Linked DNA regions of Homo sapiens: region 2 is linked to region 1. The links are chromatin loops, found by intact Hi-C in ENCODE. Cell type or tissue: K562. All regions are shown on one strand. Links, peaks and the distances in the headings refer to the core of each region. The heading gives the core; the rest is flanking DNA. Region 1 has its middle 26 kb from the start of LINC02489. Region 2 holds the start of MDK (midkine).

The links. A loop is a pair of places that touch in the nucleus more often than their neighbours do. Peaks named below come from ENCODE experiments on the same cell type or tissue, not always from the same donor. Only the 100,000 strongest peaks of a DNase experiment are listed, where the experiment ranks them.
Region 2: a loop joins it to region 1, with 5 times the contacts of the local background. A loop is called at or near these places in 2 of 110 quality-filtered maps.

What each region holds. Positions count from the first base shown.
Region 1 is chr11:46,244,182-46,253,106 of GRCh38, forward strand. No RefSeq gene overlaps it. Among named protein-coding and RNA genes, the nearest start is that of LINC02489, 26 kb to the right of the region's middle. RefSeq lists an enhancer at 1-112 and a cis regulatory region at 3,419-3,763. In K562, for the core only: a CTCF peak has its summit at 3,579; DNase peaks (open chromatin) are centred at 3,590, 4,650, 5,580 and 6,430; H3K4me3 peaks cover 525 bases.
Region 2 is chr11:46,378,144-46,387,068 of GRCh38, forward strand. It overlaps DGKZ (diacylglycerol kinase zeta), which reads left to right. Exons shown (of 31, transcript NM_001199267.2): 26 at 55-86; 27 at 314-357; 28 at 848-968; 29 at 1,060-1,093; 30 at 1,326-1,425; 31 at 1,688-2,408. The coding sequence ends at 1,804. It overlaps MDK (midkine), which reads left to right and starts at 3,526. Exons shown (of 5, transcript NM_002391.6): 1 at 3,526-3,615; 2 at 3,914-3,990; 3 at 4,151-4,318; 4 at 4,444-4,605; 5 at 5,326-5,658. The coding sequence starts at 3,915. The coding sequence ends at 5,351. It overlaps CHRM4 (cholinergic receptor muscarinic 4), which reads right to left. Exons shown (of 2, transcript NM_000741.5): 2 at 5,646-8,443. The coding sequence starts at 8,414. The coding sequence ends at 6,975. RefSeq lists an enhancer at 2,257-2,891 and silencers at 2,391-2,600, 3,031-3,230, 3,661-3,770, 4,191-4,240, 4,216-4,510. In K562, for the core only: a CTCF peak has its summit at 5,213 (motif pointing right); DNase peaks (open chromatin) are centred at 1,658, 2,498, 3,478, 5,208 and 4 weaker places; H3K4me3 peaks cover 2,520 bases.

The DNA.
Region 1 (8,925 bases), core at 327-8,326:
TTGCAACTAACTGATCACATTCAGTTACAGATTTCTTTCTTTTCTTTTTTCTTTTCTTCTCCACTCACACTGCTTCACTTGACCAGCCATATATATATATATATATATATATATGCTAAATTGTCTCGTCTACCACATTTGGTGAAAAACTCTGGTAATTGCTGGACACAATGGCTCATGTTTGTAATCCCAGCACTTTGGGAGGTCAGCCAGCCTGGGCAACATGGTAAAACCCATCTCTACTAAAAACACAAAAATTAGCTGGGCATAGTGGCGCGTGCCTGTAGTCCCAACTACCGGGGAGGCGAGGTGGGAGGATTGCTTGAGCCCGGGAGGTTGAGGCTGCAGTGAGTTATGATGGTGCCACTGCACTCCAGCCTGGGTGACAGTGAGACCCTGTCTCAAAAACAAACAAAAACTCTGGAGGTAATACTACCTAACATATTGAGTGATTGTCAATGTCTCAGGCATTATTCTAAGCACTTTACATGTTCTTACTCCTTATGACACCACAGAAGGTGGATGTTGTTTACATTTTAAAGGAGAAAAATGAGGCACAGAGAGGTTAAGTAACTTGCCTAAGATCACAGAGCCAGGATGCAAACTCCACTAGCCTGTCTCCAGAGCCTACATGGCTGCCCTATCCAAGGAGGACCCACAGTTTCTCCAAATCTTACCCCTCTTTCAAGGCCAAGATCAAATGTCAGGGCCTGGATGAAGGCTACCTGGGAGATGGGCACACAGGGTACTGGCATAGGGGAGCATGAGAATCCAGTCAGCCAGGGTTCAGGTACTGGTTTTGCTGTTACTAATTTTATGATCTGAAGCTTTTAGTTTCTTCATCTGTAAAATAAGCAGAATCATTATTTATTTATTTATTTATTTATTTATTTATTTATTTATTTATTTATTTTTGAGATGGAGTCTCGCTCTGTCACCCAGGCTGGAATGCAGTGGCACGATCTCGGCTCACTGCAAGCTCCACCTCCCGGGTTCATGCCATTCTTCTGCCTCAGCCTCCCAAGTAGCTGGGACTACAGGCACCCACCACCACGCCTGGCTAATTTTTTGTATTTTTAGTAGAGACAGGGTTTCACCATGTTAGCCAGGATGGCCTCGATCTCCTGACCTCGTGATCCACCCGCCTTGGCCTCCCAAAGTGCTGGGATTACAGGTGTGAGCTACCATGCCCAGCCCAGAATCAATTTCTTCATACACCCTTGATCCAACCAACTCAGGACATCTGTCCCAGTTTAGAGTTCTCTTCTTCCTTCTAAGGCTCGGTTTGGGCCCCTCCCATGTGCTCTCCTGGCACTTGATACTTACCGGGATGTTAGCACTGAATAGCACCGTACTGTAAATACTTGCTTCCCTCACTAGACCAGAAGCTCCTTGAGCACAGAGTCTTGCCTTGGTCAGTGCTGTATCTCCAGTACCCAGCCCAGTGCCTGGCACATGGTGGCCACCCGTTAAAATAGTATTGAATGAATGAACAAAGTGGGCCCTGAATAGAGGAAGGCCTTTTCTTTCCCCTCCAGATTGATGGAGCCATCCACATGGAAGGCTGAAGGACCCTCTAGCCTTCTAAGGACTCCTTCCGAGGGCACATTCTGTAACAGTGGGCAGCACTGGCATCACTACCCAAAGAGGTCAATGGGCTGACCCTGAGAGGTCTCCACAGGGCAAGTTGAGTTAGTGACACAGAACAGGCAGAAATGCCAACAAGCGTTAAGGAACTGCATTCAAGAATCTCTCTCAGCACTCATGAACTACTGGTTACTTAGTGCTAAGTGCAAGGGCCTACGTTTTGCAAACTTCAGTTCATTCTCACGACAGTCATAGAAGGTAGGTCAATCAGCCTTTAAATTTTTTAAAAAAATTTTTTAAAGCACCTTTTTTTTAAAAGCACCTTTGGAATCCAAAGGGTGCTTCCAGGCATTTCTTTCCACACTCCCTAGATCCCCCTCCTCCCCTTTACCTGGATGGGACAAAGTTTCTCATTTCCCATGTTTCATTTTCTTCTTTTTTTATTTTTTATTATTGTTTTATTTCTGTAGGTTATTGGGGAACAGGTGGTGTTTGGTTACATCAGTAAGTTCTTTAGTGGTGATCTGTGAGATTCTGTTGCACCCATCAGCCAAGCAGTACACACTGCACTCAATTTGTAGTCTTTTATCCCTCACCCCCTTCCCACCCTTTCCCCTGAGTCCCCAAAGTCCATTGTGTCATTCTTATGCCTTTGCATCCTCATAGCTTAACTCCCACTTATGAGTGAGAACATACAATGTTTGGTTTTCCATTCCTGAGTTACTTCACTTAGAATAATATCATTTTCTTCTCTAAAGTAACCCATAAATCTCTGATGTCCGTGACAATCCCTATTTTGAACATCCTATCTACTGTCCTCCATTGACCATGGAAACACTTAGAAATTCCCCTTATCCACATTAAAACTACATTTCCCAGACTGCCATTCTCATCTGGAAAGAGAACAAAAAGCCTATGTCAGACCATGTGTCTTCTATTTTGGGGTTGGAAAATCTGGTCACTAACTTGGATAAAGATTGGTATGCCCATAGACTAATTCTTCTGGCCCCAGGCAGACATGAATTTCCCAGGCCTCAAAGATTGGGGGTGGGGATGGGTTATTACAGCAAACAAAACCTTCAATTAGAGGCAGAAATAAAGACTTGGTGTAAGACTTTTAGAAAATTGATGACCCCTGCCCATCTATTTTCTTTCTGCAACAGCCCTTACCACCACCACCTCTTCCCTCTCTCCATTTCCTTTCCTTTCCCCTTCTTCCAGATTCTTCTCTTAATTGTACCATCGTGCCACTCCCTTGTCCCCACCCCCACCCCCTTGCCCACACCCATTCTTTAACTGTTTAGTATAAAATCCAGCCCACCAGACTGAGGTTTTCTTCGACCCAAATGTTATTTTCAGAAGGAGCCATTGAGGTTGGGGAGTAATTGCAGTGTTGGACCTCTGCAAGCCAAGCTGAAAATAATCAGCGAGGCAGATGGGGCGGGAAGAGAGTGTGGTGCCCTTCCACCAAAGAGCGAGAGAAACCCAACAGAATGAGTCAGAGAGACGAGTGCCAGGCTGGGCCGGCTGGGCTTACGGCTGGGAGTTCAGTTAAGGGGAAACTGCCCAAGGTGTTGGGGCCTCTGACTGAGGCCTGATCCAAGATGGTTCCTGGCTGCACATCACAAGTCCATATTTCTTGTGACAGCCGCTAAGCTTCTCTTGCTCTTACTTGGTTGGGCCATAGGAGCCAGTAGGCCAAATTGGAACTCAGCCGTGCCAGTTGGCTCGCCCATCTCTGCAGCGTTTCTCCACTTTGGCACTATTGACAGTCTAGGCTGGATGATTCTTTGTTGTGGGGAGCTGTCCTGGGTATTATAGCATGTTTATCAATATCCCTGGCCTCTACCCTCTCGATGCTAATAGCATACATGTTTACATTCACGTCCAGTTGTGACAATCAGAAATGTCCCTGGGAAGGCAAAAATCAGCCCTTGTTGAAAAACCACAACATCCAGGCCTACACGAGAGTCACATCACCTGTCCCCATGGTGGCGCCATTACCTTGCATTCTATCCAAATGGGCCTAGATCCAAATGATTAGCCAACTCGTATTTCCAATGGCCACTGTTAGATTCCTCAAACTCAGCATGAGTGCCTACCATGTGCCAGGCACTATACTTCATTGTTGACAATGAAGCAGTGGAAAATACAGACATGGTTCCTGCCTCATGGAAATTACAGGTGTATTGGAGAAAGACGGGCATTCAGTAACCACCAGTGAGAGGTGGGGAAAGAAAAAAATGGGATGCCATGAGACCACAGGAGAGGGTTTCTGACTTTGGTGAGGGGATCAAGAAAGGCTCTTAGAGGAAATAAGGAATTAGCCAGTTGGAGATTTGGGGGTAAGGGTGTATTCTGTAGAGGAGGGACTGAGTGTTCAGATGCCTTGAGTTAAGAGAGACTTTTTTTTTTTGGTTGTTTTGTTTTTGTTTTGTTTTGACGGAGTTTTGCTCTTGTTGCCCAGACTGAAGTGCAGTGGTGTGATCTTGGCTCACCGCAACCTCTGCTCCCAGATTCAAGCGATTCTCCCGCCTCAGCCTCCCAAGCAGCTGGGATTACAGGCATGCGCCCCCACACCGGGCTAATTTTGTATTTTTAGTAGAGACAGGGTTTCTCCATGTTGGTCAGGCTGGTCTCGAACTCCCGAGCTCAGGTGATCCGCCCACCTCGGCCTCCCAAAGTGCTGGGATTGCAGGCGTGAGCCACCGCGCCCGACCAAGAGACTGTTAAACATTTCAGAAACCCAAAGAAGTCTGTCTTGGACCAAGCTCAGGACAGTGGGAAGGCGTTTTCTCCTCTCACCCCCAAAACTTGCATTTCCTGTACTCCTTCTCTAGGTTTGTAGCGCAGGCATGTACACTCAGGATCATATTTAACCATATTTAAACCACCACCCCCTCCATTCTCAGTCAACCCCCCTTAGTCACCCAGTTACCAAGTTCTGTCATTCTCCCACCAAAATCTCTCTGCAAACTGTCTCCTTGTCTCCTTGTCTCCTTTCCCACCACCAAAGCCCTGATCTGATGCGGGCTCTTTATTACTCAGCCGAATTTGTGAAATAGCTTCCTAACGAGTCATCCTCCAGTCCCTCCCTCAGAGAAAGACACAGATCTGATCATGTCTTCCCAGGCCTAAAACCCCTCCATGGCTTCCAGAGGCCTGTGGGACAGGCTGCTTCCTTCTCATGGCCTTCAGATGCCCTTCTTTACCTGATCCCAACGTACCCCCAGTTCTCCACTCTGAGATCACGAGCCACACCCCATAGGCCTCCATACTTTTGCCATTCTCTTTGTCTGAAATGCCCTTCCTCAACCAAAACCATTGGGAAATTCCCATACCTATTTTAAAACCCAGCCAAAATGAACTCATGATTCTCTTCCATTCCTTCTAAGAAGCCTCCTCTTAATTCTTCCCTCTGTTTTCACTGGGCTTTATATATTGTTGTGAGTTTACCAGTTGTCATGTTGACCATAGTTATCTATTTAAACCCATCTCTTCCCTCAGCATCTCAGGACCTCAAGGGCAGATAATGTAGTGGACACTGCTGGCTGGCTACCCAACATCCATTCTCCCCCTTCCAGCTTCCTAAGAGAAGCCAAGGTGACGCAAGGCGCAGTGCAGTATTTAGAGTATGAGCTAAGCTGCTGTGACAGACCCAAAGTATAGAGACTGAAGAAGCAAGCCCATGGGGCTCTGTGGAAACTGACCCTTCCCAATAATTGATTCAGGAACCTGGCCCTAACTAATCTGAGTGCAGCAGAGACCTTTCTGGTTTACTCATATGCACCATCCCCTTTTTAAATAACAGAACTCCTGATTTTTGGCGAGCAGATGGCTGCCTCGTTAAAGACTACATTTCCCAACCTCCCTTGCTGTTCAATGTGGCCAGGAGTCTACGTGCTCCCCCAGTGAACAGTGAGCAGACATAATCGGACCACTTTTAAGCTGGGCTCTCAAAAGCACTGTGCATGTGCTTCCCTGACCCTTCTGCCCTTCTCCCTCCCTGGGAGATGATAGAAATTTGAAGCTGTCTCTTTGGACCTAGAGAGGGAAACCACATTTGAATGATGGCCAAGCCCTCCTATCAGTCTTCAACTGCTTTTTTTTTTTTTTTCTGAACTCTCATATGAAAGAGACATACGTTCTATTTTGCTTACACTCGTATGTGGGGTCTCTGTGTTACAGCTTTTCCTATGCTGTACAAAATACACGTGCCTGGCTTTCCCAAATCTTGGGAATTGGTTCCAAAATAGGTATGTGTCCTAGTTAGGGCCAATAGATGCCAGGAAGGTTTGATTTGGGTTTCTAGGAAAGAGCATGCTTGTTTTTATCAGGCAGCTTCATGGACAACCTTCTCTCTTTATCTTCCGCTAGACATTGCAGAGCCTGGAACTAGGGCAGTCCTCTTGCTACCAGCCTAAGGATGGCACCACACACAGAGGAGGGCAAAGTTAAGAGCATTGCAGGGAAATGGAATCAGTTTCTGGACTCATCAACTTGGAAGCCTACAGTGTTAGTCAGCTTGGGCTGCCATAACAAAATACCATAAACTGAGTGGATTCAACAACAGAGATTTATTTTCTCACAGTTCTGGAAGCTAAAAGTCCAAGATCAAGGCGCCATCAAAGTTGGTTTCTGGTGAGGCCTCTCTTCCTGGCTTGCAGATGGCTGCCTTCTCATTGGGACCTCACATGGCCTCTTCTCTGTGTATGTGTGGAGAAAGAGAGAGCTCTCTGGCATCTCTTCCAGATAGGACTGTTATCCTTTTAAGAAGAGGGAGAGATACCAGAGAGCTCTCTGTCTTCTTATAAGAACACCAGTCCTATTGGATTAGGACCTTACCCTTATGACTCATCTAACGTTAACAACTGCCATAAAGGGCCTATCTCCAAATGTAGTCACAGAAAGACATTTGTTGGCTTCAACATACAAGTGTGGAGGAGACATAATTCAGTTCATAACATCACCCTACCTCTGGACCCCCAACCTCCAACTAAGTGAGCCAACAAATATCCTTCCATTGAGGCCAGCTCGAGTTGGTTTCCTCATGTCTTACCTTACAATATTTCACTCCTCTTCCTATCCCTGCTGTTCCTAGACAGACCCCAATGCACAGAAAGTGTCAATCAATATTTGTGGAATGAATGCTCAGTTGCTATTTTTCTTCTTGTACCTGCAACGACTACCTCACAGATAAGCTGTAAGCCTTTCTCTTTCCTCTGCCCTGCAAGTATGTATTATTGCTATTCTTCCTGCTATTCCCCTTTTTTTAGATGAGCAAATTCAGGCTTAGAGAGGTAAAATCACTTGTTCAAGGTTGGTAGGTGACAGAGCTGGCTTTGACCTCAGGTCTGAGAGTCCCCCCAGCCTGGACTCTTAACTAGAGTGCTTGGTGGGAAACCTTTGGAATTTGGCGGCATCATCTGTGGTCTTATAACTTAAGCAGGCATAGGGGAAGGGCATGGTGAGGCCCCAGCCCCGTAAGGTCAGTACTGATGGAGAGAAGGCTAGGACAAGAGAGAAACACAGTCACTGAAGTGAAGTGCAGGGCAGTGAAGACCACCAGGCAATCCAGGTCAAGTATGTGAAGGGAGAGGCCAGCTCTGTCGCTTAGGGTCTCCTGACACCAACAAGTGGGGGTTTAGGAGAAGAGACACAGCCCCAGGTGGACTCCAGGAGGGAGTGTGATCACCAGCATCGAGAGTCCACTGTCCCCTACTCAGCAGGACCCCTGAAGCAGGTGAGGGGTGGCCACAGGAGCAGGAGGCAGCCCTGGAGAGGTCTGTGTCCTGGTCATTTGTTTGGTTTGTTGTCACATCTGTTCCTTGCCTGTGTTCTGCTCAGTATCTTGGAGGGCAAATCACATGCTCCAGACCCTCTTGCCAACTGGCTTCTGATTAGTTTTACCCAATGAAAGTTTCTGGAGGAAGATGGAGGGCAGAGGAAGAAGAGAAGTCTGGGTATTCCTCCTGATCTCCAGATCTGGGTGGCAGCTCTGGCTGTGAGTCCATCTGCTTCATGGCTCCAGCTCCCTTGGGCAGTCCAGGTTCTGGGCTCCCTCCCTTTGTTTCTCCAGCCCTGGGAGCAACCCCACTGGTAGGGGGGCGGAGGGGTGACAGTTTCCTGCTGCTGCTCCTCTCTGGTTGGCCTCCCCACCCCCAGATGCCTTTTCAACATTTCCAACCATTTCCCCTGCTGAACCTGGGTCCTGGTCTCCTGTCTGGGCCCTGCCTGGTACCCCAGACTGGAAGGAGACAGTCACGGTCCTCGTCTCCTACCGCAGCTGTGGATCAAGGCAGTCTCACTGGGCAGAGTGGCAGGAAGCACCTGGGCTTGAGTGTAGGCAGAAGCCCAGTCCTGCCGCCAGGCCACCAGGGTGCCCTTTCAGTGACCATGAACAGAATTCAGCAGCCTCCCAGCAGAACCCCACTGGATCCCAGACCAGGAGCCCTGGCAATTGTTGCAGCTGAGTCTGTAGAATCTCTTCATTCTGTCACTCATGTTCTCCCAGCCTCGAAAGACTCCCAGCTGGGCCACTCCCTACCTGTGTGACACCAGCAAGTCACTTAACCTCGCTGTACCTCAGTGTCCTTACCTGGATTACACAGAAACTAATAGTACCTCCTCTATTGCCATGACGATGAAAGAAGAGAAAACTTGGCACAATGCCTGACACAGAGCCAGTGATCAATAAATGGGAGCAGCAGTCATTGTTATTGTTAACAATAGTAATAGCCTGGGCAGTCCCAGAGGACCTTTGGAGAGCAGGGGCACCCAAGAAGGGGAGGGAGGTTTTACATCTCTCCTGCCACATCAGAGTAAAGACTGGATCCTGAGCTGGGGCTGGGGCAGGAGAGGTCACTGGGGCTACACAAACACCAGGCACTGCTCCTCAGTGTTTGTTCTATGCCTGGCTGTGTGCAAAACATGGAATCGTGTCCTGCGTACTACTGTGTTTAATCCTTCAACCACTGGAAGAGGTATGTGTCTGTTATCATCAATGACGACATACCCATTTTTTTTTTTTTTTGAAACGGAGTCTCGTTATGTCGCCAGGCTGGAGTGCAGTGGTGCAATCTCGGCATCTCGGCTCACTGCAACCTCTGCCCCCCGGGTTCAAGCAATTCTCCTGCCTCAGCCTCCCGAGTAGCTGGGATTATAGGCGCCCACGACCACACCCGGCTAATTTTTGTATTTTTAGTAGAGACGGAGTTTCGCCATGTTGGCCAGGCTGGTCTCAAACTCCTGACCTCAGGTGATCCACCCGCCTTGGCCTCTCAAAGTGCTAAGATTATAGGCATGAGCCACTGCGCCCGGCTGACATCCCCGCTTTAT
Region 2 (8,925 bases), core at 527-8,526, 130 kb after region 1:
GCGACCAGCTGGCCTGTGCCGTAGCCGGTCACAGCACATCATGCTCTGTTGCAGGTCACTGCAAGGGGATGCTGCACCCCCTCAAGGTGAGGCCTCTCCCTCTGGGGCCCCTCCTTTCTGCCTGGTTGGGGGCAGGAGGCTCAGTGGGGTGGGGATAGGGCCCAGACACAGCCTTACACAAACACAGCCTTTGAGCTTCACGCACCAACGGAGCCCTGGGCACACATGCCTGGCCGGCACAGTCCTGTCCACTGAGGCACCAACCCAAGCCCAGGCCTCCGACTGCAGAGTAACAGGCAGGTATTCCGTGCAGGTGAAGAGCTGATTGAGGCTGCCAAGAGGAACGACTTCTGTAAGGTACTAGCTCCAGGCTCCAGTTCCTTCCCCCAGCAGCTCCCTCGGGCCCTGGGGAGCGAGGCCTCTGGGTTGGGCCAAGAGCTGACCTGCTCAGGTGCTGTCATCTGTCATCGTCTGGCCCTCTGTGGGATCTCCAGTGATCGTCCCATTCCACTTCACTGTATCTCTGTCTAGGCCACAATAGATGGCTCCTAGTAGGGGCTTCCTAGCTCAGTCCACCTGTCCCTGGTGCTTAGAAAGGAGCAGGTCAGAGGAAGCACTGCTCCAGGGCTTGGTCACCAGTGCTGCCAGAGAGCCCACAGGCTGTGGGGTGAGAGGCCCCTCCTCCGGTGTGCTCCAGAGAGACCCACAGAGGCAACTCAGGAGTAAGATGTGTGAGCGCACTCGTTTCAGGCCTGTGCTGGTGTACCCGGCTGTGGGCCAGCGTGTGAGCTCAGGGAAGGAGGGGTGGCCCCAGGAGGTCCAGCCCTGCCATGCCTCCTGCCCTCAGCTCCAGGAGCTGCACCGAGCTGGGGGCGACCTCATGCACCGAGACGAGCAGAGTCGCACGCTCCTGCACCACGCAGTCAGCACTGGCAGCAAGGATGTGGTCCGCTACCTGCTGGACCACGGTGAGCCGGGCAGTGGAGCCCAGGGCCTGGGGCCAAGGTGGGAGGAGGAGGGGCTGCCAGGCCTCTCTGACCACCACCTCCCCTTCTCCAGCCCCCCCAGAGATCCTTGATGCGGTGGAGGAAAAGTAAGTATCTGGGCAGTGCAGAACCGTGGTCACCCCGGAAACCACCCTTTTCCCCACCCCTCCCATTTTGTCAGGTCAGAGCCCATAAACTTCCTGGTCACATCTGTCATCCCCTGGGCCACCCCTATTGCCCCAGAGCCCTGAACTTCCTGCCCTTTCTGATGGCCCTTGGGAGACAGATGGGTGGATCAGGGGACGGGATGGGGTACACAGCCAGCCCCTGCTCCCCCAGCGGGGAGACCTGTTTGCACCAAGCAGCGGCCCTGGGCCAGCGCACCATCTGCCACTACATCGTGGAGGCCGGGGCCTCGCTCATGAAGACAGACCAGCAGGTGAGCAGACGGCAGGCAGGGAGCCCACGAGGGCACCAACCAAACCTTTCCCAAGGTCCTAGGCGGGAGCTGGGGCTGGGGGCTGTCCCTGGGAAGACACAGTCCAGACCCTGGGAAACCTGAGCCAGCAGGGGAGGAGCTGGTGGGCAGAGAGGCCTCCCTCCCTGACCAGGCCACAGGGAGGTAGAGCCCCTGCCTCTCAGCCTGCTAGGGGTTAGGCCTGCCTCTGGCCCCTGCTGATCGCAGCTCCGCCCTCCTCCAGGGCGACACTCCCCGGCAGCGGGCTGAGAAGGCTCAGGACACCGAGCTGGCCGCCTACCTGGAGAACCGGCAGCACTACCAGATGATCCAGCGGGAGGACCAGGAGACGGCTGTGTAGCGGGCCGCCCACGGGCAGCAGGAGGGACAATGCGGCCAGGGGACGAGCGCCTTCCTTGCCCACCTCACTGCCACATTCCAGTGGGACGGCCACGGGGGGACCTAGGCCCCAGGGAAAGAGCCCCATGCCGCCCCCTAAGGAGCCGCCCAGACCTAGGGCTGGACTCAGGAGCTGGGGGGGCCTCACCTGTTCCCCTGAGGACCCCGCCGGACCCGGAGGCTCACAGGGAACAAGACACGGCTGGGTTGGATATGCCTTTGCCGGGGTTCTGGGGCAGGGCGCTCCCTGGCCGCAGCAGATGCCCTCCCAGGAGTGGAGGGGCTGGAGAGGGGGAGGCCTTCGGGAAGAGGCTTCCTGGGCCCCCTGGTCTTCGGCCGGGTCCCCAGCCCCCGCTCCTGCCCCACCCCACCTCCTCCGGGCTTCCTCCCGGAAACTCAGCGCCTGCTGCACTTGCCTGCCCTGCCTTGCTTGGCACCCGCTCCGGCGACCCTCCCCGCTCCCCTGTCATTTCATCGCGGACTGTGCGGCCTGGGGGTGGGGGGCGGGACTCTCACGGTGACATGTTTACAGCTGGGTGTGACTCAGTAAAGTGGATTTTTTTTTCTTTTCTGCTTTTCTTCTTTTGCGGGGGAGGTCTAACAAGCAGCGGGGGCTGCGGGGTTGTCCTCGGGGTGGGGGACTGGACGCTGTCGACAGCACCTTCCTGGGGCCCCGGCTCCCGTTTGGTGGTTGGTCCCAGGGCCTGCCCGGTTCCTGACCTCTGCCCGGCGGCCGCGCTCGTCGGGGCCGGGGGCGGGGCCGATCCCTCCGGCTTCCCGCTTCCCGCGGAGAACAACAATGAAAGTGAAAGAGGGGTGGGGCGGGGGCGAGCCCGGGTTCTGTGGCCCATTTGCCCTGTGGCCTTGAGCAAGCCCCTCCCCCAGGCCTCGGGGGCTCTCCCGGTTTGGGGGAACCGGGCGAGGCAATGCCACAGGCCCAGGGTTAGAGGGGGTGGGCACTTGCAGCTGCCGATGTGGCTGGATCTGGAACTTCTCAGACGGCTCCTGTCAGCGCCAAGTTTCACCAAATCCAGGCCTGCGGGCTCCTCCCCCAGGACCCCCACTCGCAGTCCCTCAAGCCTGTGCTCCCGGAAAGGCACTGGGCGACCGCACCCGTGGCTTTCTCTGGGCGACCGGGTCCCAGACTCCCCCCAGCACAGCAGAGCGCTTCCCTGCCCACCCGCGGAAACCGCCCCAGGTGGGCCGCGCCCCCTCCCCAGCAGCCAGCAGGGCGCCAGGGCTGAGCCGGCCGTGGAGGGGAGCGGGTCCCGCGGGTTATACAGGCGCCGGGGCTCCGCGGCAGGCAAGAGAAGCTGAGGCCTGAGAACGGCCCGGGCCTTGGCGTACGGCAGGGGACGACCTGGGATGGGGGCAGCGGGCGGCGGCGCAGGGAGTGGGCCGGGGGCCGGTGTGCGCGGGCGGGACGGGGCCCGGGGTCGGGAGACCACCGCTCGGAAGATGGGGCCGGGAGAGGCCGCCGTCGCAGCGCAGAGGGCACCGGCGGGGAGACGCGAGGACGCGGGGCCGGGAACACGGACGCCGGAGTAGAAGCGCGGGGGGCGCGGGCTGGAGCGGGGGCGGGGACGCCGGGGTCGGGGGCGGTGCGGGTTTGAGGGGAGGGGGCGGGGCGGGTCCTTCCCTGGGGGGGTGGGGAGAGGGGGCGGGGGCCCATGTGACCGGCTCAGACCGGTTCTGGAGACAAAAGGGGCCGCGGCGGCCGGAGCGGGACGGGCCCGGCGCGGGAGGGAGCGAAGCAGCGCGGGCAGCGAGCGAGTGAGCGCGCGGCGGCCCCTGGTCCGCCCGGCCGCGGCCGATCTAGGGGCTGGGGGCTGGAGGCGGGGGTGGGGGTCTGAGCTGCGTCCTGGGCTCGAGGCGTCCCCCGGGGAGTCGCCTCTTAGCGGTGCGTCCGGGCTAGCGGCGAGGGGCCGCCCCAAGTCTTCCCACCGCCGCCACCTTAGCAGCCCGACTTGGGGCCTGGAAAGTGGAGCACGCGGAGGTGGGAGGGCCCTGCACGCGGCCCCCGGTGGGGAAGGGGACGGGCCAGGGATTCAGACTCGGGCTCTCCCCTCAGGATGCAGCACCGAGGCTTCCTCCTCCTCACCCTCCTCGCCCTGCTGGCGCTCACCTCCGCGGTCGCCAAAAAGAAAGGTGATGGGGGATGATCGAAGGAGGGCTGGGGACGGGCAGGCGAGGCCCCTCCACTTCTGGGCTGGGCCGCCTGGGTTCCTAGCCTGGAACCCCAGGAAGGCGGCTCCCGAGGGAGTCTCCCCGTGCCCCAGTCCTGAACTCTGTTCCTCGCGCGTTGTAGATAAGGTGAAGAAGGGCGGCCCGGGGAGCGAGTGCGCTGAGTGGGCCTGGGGGCCCTGCACCCCCAGCAGCAAGGATTGCGGCGTGGGTTTCCGCGAGGGCACCTGCGGGGCCCAGACCCAGCGCATCCGGTGCAGGGTGCCCTGCAACTGGAAGAAGGAGTTTGGAGGTGAGGCGGGGCGCAGTCAGAGGGCAGGAGACGGGGGGCACAGCCTCGCCGAAGCCTGGGCGGACCCTTGGCGGAGGGCGGGGCCGCGGGCCGCGCAGCGCTGACCTGGGCCGCTCTCTCGCCAGCCGACTGCAAGTACAAGTTTGAGAACTGGGGTGCGTGTGATGGGGGCACAGGCACCAAAGTCCGCCAAGGCACCCTGAAGAAGGCGCGCTACAATGCTCAGTGCCAGGAGACCATCCGCGTCACCAAGCCCTGCACCCCCAAGACCAAAGCAAAGGCCAAAGGTCAGCGAAAGGAGAAGGGGGTGGGGCTGTCGCGGGGGGCTGCCCCCCCCCCCCCCCGCCTGTGAGGGGACAATTCCAAGTTAAACCTTAAGTTTTGAGTCCTGGCCAGTGGCTTCCTGACATCGCCTCACTTGGCTTCCCTGCCTGGAAAAGTCTGAAGATGGGCACTACAAGAGAGGCCGCAGGTGATGCTGGGGACATAAATCCTCCCTGGCCCAAATAGGGACCAACTCAAACTACTCCATTGGAGCATCTGGCTTAGGACCCAGGGAGAGTGTCCTGGAACGGCTTGCCTTTGTCAGCTCTCCAGCCACGGGCAGCATTTGGTCAGCTCTGCCCTTTCTAGTGTTGGGAGGAGGTCAAGGCCCACCCTGGGCCTCTCAGCTCACTCGTGACTCAGCCCAGCGAGGCCAGCAGGGCAGGGGTGAATCTGCCCGCTTCTCAGGTGAGGAGGCTGAGGATGCCCAGGGCTGCTGTGACCAGGACTAGGACTGGAAACTTGAAGGTTTTCTGATCCCAAGTGGAAATAGGAAGCTGGGGATGTCCCATGTCCACATCACAATGGCTGCCCCATCCCCTGCTTCCGAGTCAGCTGATTGGAAACCACTAGGGGGCAGAATCTTCTCCTTCCCTGATGCCCGGGTGTTTGTGGAGCCGGCGGTCTGCAATGGGTCAGCCTAACTGCTGATATGGTATTAATATTTCTTTCTTGTTTTACAGCCAAGAAAGGGAAGGGAAAGGACTAGACGCCAAGCCTGGATGCCAAGGAGCCCCTGGTGTCACATGGGGCCTGGCCCACGCCCTCCCTCTCCCAGGCCCGAGATGTGACCCACCAGTGCCTTCTGTCTGCTCGTTAGCTTTAATCAATCATGCCCTGCCTTGTCCCTCTCACTCCCCAGCCCCACCCCTAAGTGCCCAAAGTGGGGAGGGACAAGGGATTCTGGGAAGCTTGAGCCTCCCCCAAAGCAATGTGAGTCCCAGAGCCCGCTTTTGTTCTTCCCCACAATTCCATTACTAAGAAACACATCAAATAAACTGACTTTTTCCCCCCAATAAAAGCTCTTCTTTTTTAATATATAAAAGCCCCTTCCCAAGGAGTTTGCTGTGGAAATGTGTTTGGGAGTGGGAAGGTGGGGAGAAAGACCAGGCTGTAGGGACTGGTGGGTTTCAGGGGGCTTGGTGGTGGGTGCTCTCCAGAGCTCATGGAAAAAGCAGAACAATTACAAACATTTCTTCCAGGGCCCCTGAAAGGGTGCTCCCCATCAAGTCACCTAAGCCTTTCGGTCCTCATCTCCCTCAGGGACCAGGGCTGGGGAAGGGAACCTGGCTGACTCACTGGAACCACCACACCCATCTCAGCCTCACCCAGTCAAAGGTCTTTTGATACAACCCACAGCCAATCAGGAAGGTTCTACCCATGGGGGAGAGCAGATGCGAGGGCTGCGTGCCTACCTCACTGCCCACCTCCCCCCTTCCCACTGTCATGGAAACCCGAGTGAGCCACCAGGTTGACCCCTTTCCTCTTGCCTGTGTGACCCAGGCCTCCACCCTGCAGAAGCCAGGGGGTGAGAGGTTTGAAGAGGGCAGATGGGAATGCCATCCACCACAGCCTCACCCTGACTCGATGTGTGACCTGGGACAGCCTTCTAAGGCCGGGGCTGCAGGGGGCTGTCTTCTGAATACGTGGACCACTCACGGCTCAGCCTGGGATCGCAGAAGGCCAGACCTCAGTTCCTGAGACAGAACCTCTGACCTCCCAGCTGCCCCATCTTAATGTGACAAGGGCAGTGCTGCTGGGGCGGGGGGGACCTGGCCTCCATCATACCCACCCAGAACCTGGCTAAGTAGCTGCAGCCAGAGGAGATTTCTGCCCCTGGAGTGGGATTTGGGGAGAGGGGGCTGAGCCTACATGCGGGGTGCAAGGGGGCAGAAAGCACCGATTACAGCAGAATGGGGGACCCCACCCTTCTACTCCCTTCCCAAGCCTCCTTTTCCAAGCACTGGCCCCTTTGTTCTTCCTGAGGGGGCCCTGGGCTTCGGCCCCCATCCAGATGTCCATTCTTCCAGCACTGCTGATGGTTGGTCACAGTGGGGCAGGTGCCCACCCAGGCCAGTGCCCCGCAGCTCGCTGAAGCAGGGCCACAGAGGTGGGCCAGGCAGCCCCAGTTCAGACACTCCCTGGGGTGAGCCTCCTCAGCCTGAGCAGAGATCTGGTCTCTGAATGCAGCCACAGAGCCTCTTCTGAACTTCCTCCTCAGCAAACGTGAACGCAGAATGGTGCCTGCAACTCTTCCCCACAGCAAGTGAGCCGTGTGGTCCCCCCAGCACACGCACGCAACACCAGCACCTCCTAGGGCACTCCTGCCTGCCTACCTGGCAGTGCCGATGTTCCGATACTGGCACAGCAGCAGGTGCCGGAAGGTCTTTTTAAAGGTGGCGTTGCACAGAGCATAGCAGGCAGGGTTGATGGTGCTGTTGACGTAGCAGAGCCAGTAGCCAATGGACCACACCGTGTCAGGGATGCAGCTCTGGCAGAAGGTGTTCACCAGGACCATGACGTTGTAGGGCGTCCAGGTGAGGATGAAGGCTAGCAGAATGGCAAAGATCGTTCGTGTCACTTTGCGCTCCCGGGCCGCCATCTGCCGCTTCTTGCGCACCTGGTTGCGAGCGATGCTGGCGAACTTGCGGGCCACGTTGGCCGCAGGGCGCATGCCAGCCGGCGTGGCAGGCACAATCTCAATGGCTGTCACACACTCATTGCCTGTCTGCTTCGTCACAATCTGGATCTTGGACCATCTGGAGGCTGGGTTGAGGGCCCGCGGCTGCAGGGGAGGGGCGGGCATGGCGGGCGTGGTGGCCTCTGTGGTGGACAGCTCTGTGGCTGGGCGTTCCTTGGTGTTCTGGGTGGCACTGCCTGAGCTGGACTCATTGGAAGTGTCCTTATCAGCCACGGGGCGCGGTGGCGGTGGCAGCGCTGGCGGGGGGGCCTCCTCCAGCTTGCCATTGCGCAGCTCCTCCCGGGCGGCCTCCCCGGGCGGGGGCTTCTTGACGCTCTGCTTCATTAGTGGGCTCTTGAGGAAGGCCAGCGTCTTGGCTTTCTTCTCCTTCGGGCCCTCGGGCCGGTGCTTGTGGACTCGGCTGCGACTGGCCAGGGAGATGTGGATGTACAGCACCGTCATGATGACCACAGGCAGGTAGAAGGCAGCAATGGCTGTGCCAAAGGTCACTGCTGGGTTGGACAGGAACTGGATGAAGCACTGGTTGTCGGGCACCGTCCGCTTACCCACCACAAACTGCCAGAACAAGATGGCAGGCGCCCAGAGCACGAAGGACAGTACCCAGGCAGCAGCAATCATGAGGCCTGCCATCTTGGTGGTGCGCCGGGCAGGGTAGGTGAGAGGCTTGGTGACGCAGAAGTAGCGGTCAAAGCTGATGATGAGAAGGTTCATGACGGAGGCGTTGCTCACCACGTAGTCCAGGGCCAGCCACAGGTCGCAGACCACGGCGCCCAGGGGCCAGTAGCCCTTGATGATGTACACGGTGTAGAGGTTCATGGAGAAGGCGCCTATGATGAGATCAGCACACGCCAGGCTGAAGAGGAAGTAGTTGTTGACTGTCTGCAGCTGCCTGTTGACCTTGATGGACAGCATCACCAGGATGTTGCCCACGACAGTCACCAGGCTCAGGGAGCCTGTCACTGTGGCAATGAAGACCATTTCCACCGTCTCATAGCGATTGTGGGATGATGACGTGACCAGGCGCACGGACTGATTGCCCGAGCTGCCATTGACAGGTGTGAAGTTGGCCATGTTGGTTGCCAGGGGTGGGTAGGCCGTGTCTGGGGAGGAAGGGGAGAGAAAAGCATGAACTACAGGAGGGAATGGGGGAGTCATCTGGAGGTACACTGGATTCAAGGTGACAGAGGGACATTCTCTGGCAGAATGCCTTGAGAGAACTCTGTCCCGCCATCCCGCATTTGCCCATTCATTCAACATTAATTGAGCACCTACTATGTGGCAAGCATTGCTCAGGGTGCTGTGGCTACAGAAGTGAATAAGACACACATGGCCCCCTGCCTCATGGGGGGAGACATGCAAACACGTGAGCCACAAAAGAAAAAAAAGGCAGGGTGATGAGAGAGTGAGTCAGAAGGCAGGACAGGCATGACTCCTTGCTAGGTGGCCTCACCCACCAGGTCATCTGGGTGATGAGGAGCCAGCCACAGGAGGAGCTGTGGAGAGTGGCCCTGCCAGGGGCAGTAGCCACAGCAAAGGCCTGGAGGCAGCGCAAGGCCTGGACAGAGGCCAGTGCTGGGGGAGC